Regions from separate parts of the Homo sapiens genome. Here region 1 is linked to region 2. A link is an interaction called in ENCODE POLR2A ChIA-PET data of the cell type or tissue named here. Cell type or tissue: PC-9. All regions are shown on one strand. Links, peaks and the distances in the headings refer to the core of each region. The heading gives the core; the rest is flanking DNA.

Region 1 (2,801 bases), core at 200-2,699, 1.3 Mb before region 2:
CTGTACAATGGAGGTGTCTGGGAAGGTCCCTAGGGGCTGGTCTTGGTTGCAGGAGTGACTACTCCTTGGACTGACTGGGGCATAGATGGGGGCCCTGGGGCAACCCCAGGTGGAGGGGGTGTGGGGTTCCCCAAATGTACAAGGTTCAGACATCTGGGATCTGGTATGAGGTGCACCTGGGTTCAAGCCCGCCCCTGCAAATGACTTGTGGGGTGGCCTTAGGCAAGTCACTCTGCTCCCTCCAAATGAGGGCATGATCCTCGGCCAACTCTGCAGGGATGTTATAGGGGGTCAGTGTCACGTTAGGGGGCAGATGCATCATAAACTGTAAAGTGCAGCAGCCACCTCAGTGAATGACATTTCCACCCCTCCCAATCAGTGGTCTCCTCTTGGCAGCTCTAATGAGTCAGCCCGGGAGGAAAAGTTTCAATCCCTTTGATGACTCAGGGTTTGAGGGATAAAAAGAAACTTGAGTAGTGAAGGGTGAGGTTTGGCCTTCAGAGTGGGAACCCTGGGGTAGGACAGCACGGGCCCGATCTCCCCACCACCTCACCTCCGCCACGGACACCCACAACAAGGCATTTCCAGCCTTCACAGTGAAGACGATCTAGGAGTCACCCCTTCCTTGTACAAACAGGGAGATCGTGGCCCAGAGAGGGTGTGGCCACACTCAGGGTCACACAGCAAAGTCAAAGATAAAATTCTACGCCGCCTCCCTCCCATCTTCCAGTTTTAAGGTGGAAAAATGTGTCCTCCCAGCAGGTGTGACTCAGTGACTTGTGTTTATTCTCAGAAACCAGAGTCCACAGCGGGTGAGGGGTCACCCCGCCCTCCTATAGCTCGGCTCCTCTGTGGTGCCATCAGATTCGGATGTGGAAGGTGCTGTGTGCAGAGAGAAAAGGAGTCAAGGCCTTCAAGGAGTGGACAACCCCTTTTCCTCCTCCCCCTCAACACGCTCACGGCAAGTCCCTGGGACAGGCAGGAAGGATGCCACATGGACCCCTCAAACAACCCTAGGCCGGGAGACCCCTACAGGGGCTGAGAGCACATGCCTTTAATTTTTTAATTCTTTTTTTTTTTTTTTTTTTTTTGAGATGGGGTCTTGCTCTGTCTCCCAGGCTGTAGTGCAGTGGTGTGATCTTGGCTCACTGCAACCTCTGCCTCCTGGGTTCAAGTGATTCTCATGCCTCAGCCTCCCGAGTAGCTAGGATTACAGGTGCATGATACCACGCCCAGTTAATTTTTCTATTTTCAGTAGAAACGGAGTTTCTCAACTTGCTTTGTTGCCCAGGCTGGTCTGGAACTCCTGTGCTCAAGCGATCCACCCACCTTAGCTTCCCAAAGTGCTAGGATTACAGGCATGAATCACCACATCCTGCCATATGATATAAAGTTTCAAATAGCTAGAAGAAGGATACTGAATGTTCTCAACACAAATAAATGATACATGTTTGAGATGATGGATATGCTAATGACCCTGATCTGCTCATCATACATTATATGTATCGAAACCATTATGTGGCCTGGTGCAGTGACTCACCCCTGTAATCTCAGGACTTTGGGAGGCCAAGGCAGGAGGATCAGTTGAGGCCAGGAGTTTGAGAACAGCCTGGGCAACAAGGCAAGACCTTGTCTCCACAAAAAAAAAAAAAAAAAAAAAAAGTTTTTAGTTAGCTAGGCGTGGTGGTGTGTGCCCGTACTCCCAGCTACTCAGGAGGCTGAGGTGGGAGGATTGCTCTTGAGCCCAGGAGGTAGAGGCTGCAGTGAGCTATGATTGTGCCACTGCACTCCAGCCTGGGCAACAAAGTGAGACCCTGTCTCAACATTTTCAGCACTGCCTCAGCTTATAGATAAAAACAAAAACAGGCCGGGCATGACGGCTCACGCCTGTAATCCCAGCACTTTGGGAGGCCAAGATGGACAGATCACCTGAGGTCAGGAGTTCAAGACCAGCCTGGCCAACATGGCGAAACCTTATCTCTACTAAAAAAATACAAAAATTAACCGGGCGTGGTGGCGGGCGCCTGTAATTCCAGATACTCGGGAGGCTGAGGCAGGGAGAAGTGCTTGAACCTGCGAGGTGGAGGTTGCTGTGAGCCGAGATCGTGCCACTGCACTCCATCCTGGGTGACAGAGCGAGACTCCATCTCAAAAAAATAAAATAAAATAAATTAATTAATTAATAAAATAAAACAAACAAAATTAGCCAGGCACAGTGGCACGTACCTGTAGTCCCAGCTACTTGGTTTATTCTTATTTTATTTCTTTTTTCTTTTCTTTTCTTTTTTTTTTTTTTTTTTTTTTGAGACAGAGTCTCGCTCAAGCTGGAGTACAGTGGCGCAATCGTGGCTCACTGCAAACCTCCACCTCCCAGGTTCGGGTTCAAGTTACTCTCCTGCCTCAGCCTCCCGAGTAGCTGGGACTAGAGGTGTGCCCCACCATGCCCAGGCTAATTTTTGTATTTTTAGTAGAGACTACTGCCTCAGCCTCCTAAAATGCTGGGATTACAGGTGTGAGCCACTGCGCTCGGCCCCGTAGTCCCAGCTACTTAGGAAGCTGAGGTGGGAGGATCTCTTGAGCCGAGGAGTTAGAGGCTGCAGTGAGCCGATTGCACCATGCACTGCAGTCTGGGTCACTGAGTGAGACCCTGTCTCAAAACAAACAAACGGGCTGGGCGTGGTGGCTCACGCTTGTACTCCCAGCAGTCTGGGAGGCCACAGTAGGTGAATCACTTGAGGTCAGGAGTTCAAGACCAGCCTGGCCAACATGACAAAACCCTGTCTCTACTAAAAATACAAAAA
Region 2 (2,801 bases), core at 224-2,723:
TGCTCAAAAGCATAACAACATAAAGCCTTGAGTCTGTGTCTGGCATAGCATCCATATCTAACTCTTATGAAGGATTTAGAGCCCGGCACCTGGTTCCGTTGCTTTTTTTGTAACCATTTGTCTTTTAAATTGTTTATTTCTCTGTAACCATTTGTTTTTTGATTCTTGCATGTTTTTACTTCTGTAGAATTATTGCATTTGAGCTCCGCTCCCCTTCCGAACCAAGGTATAAAAGTAAATCAAGCCCCTTCCTCGGGGCCGAGAGAATTTTGGAAAGTCAAGCCTTCTCTTGGCTGCCGGCTTAAATAAAGGACTCTTAATTCGTCTCGAAGTGTGGCGTTTTCTCTAACTCGCTTGGGTATAACACTTTGAGCCTGCGAGGCAGAGTTTGCAGTGAGCCGAGATCACGCCACTGCACTCCAGCCTCGGCAACAAGAGTGAAACTCCGTTTCAAAAAACAAAAACAAAACAAAACAAAAGAACCCTCACAATCTTCCTGCACCCAACTGATGAAATCACCATTGCAAAAGTTATATCAGTGAGAACATTAGAACAGTAAGCTAAGCTAACCCAAACCCCACCTTACTTTTCCCTTAATTATTCCTGGGCTACTGGGTCGAGCTAACTTTGGAAGACATTTAGGCTATGGTTTAAATAACAGGCCTTGCCAAAAACTCAACCACTTATTTTTTTGAGACGGAGTCTTGCTCTGTCGCCCAGGCTGGAGTGCAGTGGTGTGATCTGGGCTCACTGCAATCTCTGCCTCTGGGTTCAAGCAATTCTCCTGCCTCAACCTCCTGAGTAGCTGGGATTACAGGCGCATGCCACTGAGTAGCTGGGATTACAGGCGCATGCCACCAAGCCTGGCTAATTTTTGTATTTTTAGTAGAGACAGGGTTTCACCATGTTGGTCAGACTGGTCTCGAACTCCTGACCTTGTGATCCACCCACCTCAGCCTCCCAAAGTGCTGGGATTACAGGCTTGAGCCACCGTGCCCAGCCTGCTTTTTTTTTTTTTTTTTCCTTGAGACAGAGTCTCATTCTGTCACCCAGGCTGGAGTGCAGAGGCACCATTTCTGCTCACTGAAACCTCCACTTCTGGGGCTCAAGCAATTCTCCTCTCTCAGCCTCAGGAGTAGCTGGGATTACAGGCGCCTGCCACCAAGCCTGGCTAATTGTTTTGTATTTTTAGTAGAGATGGGGTTTCACCCATGTTGGCCAGGCTGGTCTCCAACTCCTGACCTCAAGTGATCCGTCCACCTTGGCCTCCCAAAGTGCTGGGGTGACACTGTGCCTGGTCTCAACCACCCTTTTTTTTTTTTTCCTCTGTCACCCAAGCTGGAGTGCAGTGGCATGATCTTGGCTCACTGCAACTTCCGCCTTCTGAGTTCAAGCAATTCTCCTGCCTCAGTGTCCGGAGTAGCTGAGACGACAGGTGTGCACCACCACCCCCTGCTAATGTTTTGTATTTTTAGTAGAGATGGGGTTTCACCATGTTGGCCAGGCTGGTTTCGAACTCCTGACCTCCACCCGCCTTGGCCTCCCAAAGTGCTGGGATTACAGGAGTGAGCCATCACTCCTGGCATAGAAAGTTTTTCTCATCCATTGTCCTCCTCCTCTTCTTTCTTCATCTTCCTCTTCCACTTTTTTCCAGGCAACTTTAGCAGGACCCTTTGCACCGTCAAACTTTCCTTTCAACTTACAGTCAGCAACCTCTTCCTCATATTTCTTCTTCAGCTTTGCCGCCTTAGTGACGTCAACCTGCTTTTCACTGTCACTTCAGCTATTCCACATCTCACCCAGAGCTTTTTTTTTTTTTTTTTTTTTTTTTGCCACATCTCCAATAGAGATGCCAGGGTTTGCGGATTTGATCTTGGGGTGGAATTCTGAACAGAACATGAAGAATCCAGACAGTTGGTTGGGTGTGATGGCTCATGCTTGTAATGCCAGCACTTTGGGAAGCCAAGGCAGGTGGATCACCTGAGGTCAGGAGTTTGAGGCCAGCTTGGCCAACATGGTGAAACCCCATCTCTACTAAAAATACAAAAATTAGCCAGACGTGGTGGTACGCGCCTGTGGTCCCAGCTAATCTGGAGGCTGAGGCAGGAGAATAGCTTGAACCTGGGAGGCGGGGCTTGCAGTGAGCCGAGATTGCGCCACTGCACTCCAGCCTGGGCAACAGAGCGAGACTCCGTCTCAAAAAAATAAATAAATAAATAAATAAATTTTAAAAAATAAAATAAATAAATTAAATAAAATAAAAAATAAGAGTCCAGACGGTGGCCTTTTGGGGACATTAGGCTCTTTCTTCTTGCTTCCCCTTTAGCTGCTCTATAATCCTTCATTTCCCGATCCTAGTGTACTTTATCCGCCTTTGCCATTTCATCAAATTTGGACTTCTCTTTCACTGACACTGTCTTCCAACTCTCAGAATATTTCTTGGAAAATTCTGCAAAATTGACAGGGACCTCTGGGTTTTTCTTCTTCTTCTTCCTTTTTTTTTTTTTGAGATGGAGTTTCACTCTGTCGCCCAGGCTGGAGTGCAGTGGCACGATCTCCGCTCACTGCAACTTTCTCCTCCCAGGTTCAAGCGATTCTCCTGCCTCAGGCTCCCGAGTAGCTGGGACTATAGGCGCCTGCCACCATGCCCAGATAATTTTTGTATTTTTAGTAGAGACGGGGTTTCACCATGTTGGCCAGGATGGTCTCAATTTATTGACCTCATGATCCGCCTGCCTTGGCCTCCCAAAGTGCTGGGATTACAGGCGTGAGTCACTGTGCCAGGCCGGTTTTTCTTCTTA

Evidence for each region. Peaks named below come from ENCODE experiments on the same cell type or tissue, not always from the same donor. Only the 100,000 strongest peaks of a DNase experiment are listed, where the experiment ranks them.
Region 1: POLR2A ChIA-PET joins it to region 2 with 7 read pairs; 1 of 35 experiments calls an interaction of 5 or more read pairs at or near these places.

Annotation. Positions count from the first base shown.
Region 1 is chr19:16,160,605-16,163,405 of GRCh38, forward strand. It overlaps CIB3 (calcium and integrin binding family member 3), which reads right to left. Exons shown (of 6, transcript NM_054113.4): 6 at 764-882. The coding sequence ends at 861. Among named protein-coding and RNA genes, the nearest start is that of CIB3, 12 kb to the right of the region's middle. In PC-9, for the core only: a CTCF peak has its summit at 1,000; DNase peaks (open chromatin) are centred at 427, 797, 1,397 and 2,647; H3K4me3 peaks cover 888 bases; H3K27ac peaks cover 2,500 bases.
Region 2 is chr19:17,415,408-17,418,208 of GRCh38, forward strand. BISPR (BST2 interferon stimulated positive regulator) reads left to right here. Exons shown (of 4, transcript NR_130766.1): 4 at 1-329. It also overlaps a transcript of MVB12A not described here and the pseudogene HMGB3P29. Among named protein-coding and RNA genes, the nearest start is that of MVB12A, 3.2 kb to the right of the region's middle. RefSeq lists an enhancer at 1-294. In PC-9, for the core only: no CTCF peak of the experiment used is centred there; no DNase peak of the experiment used is centred there.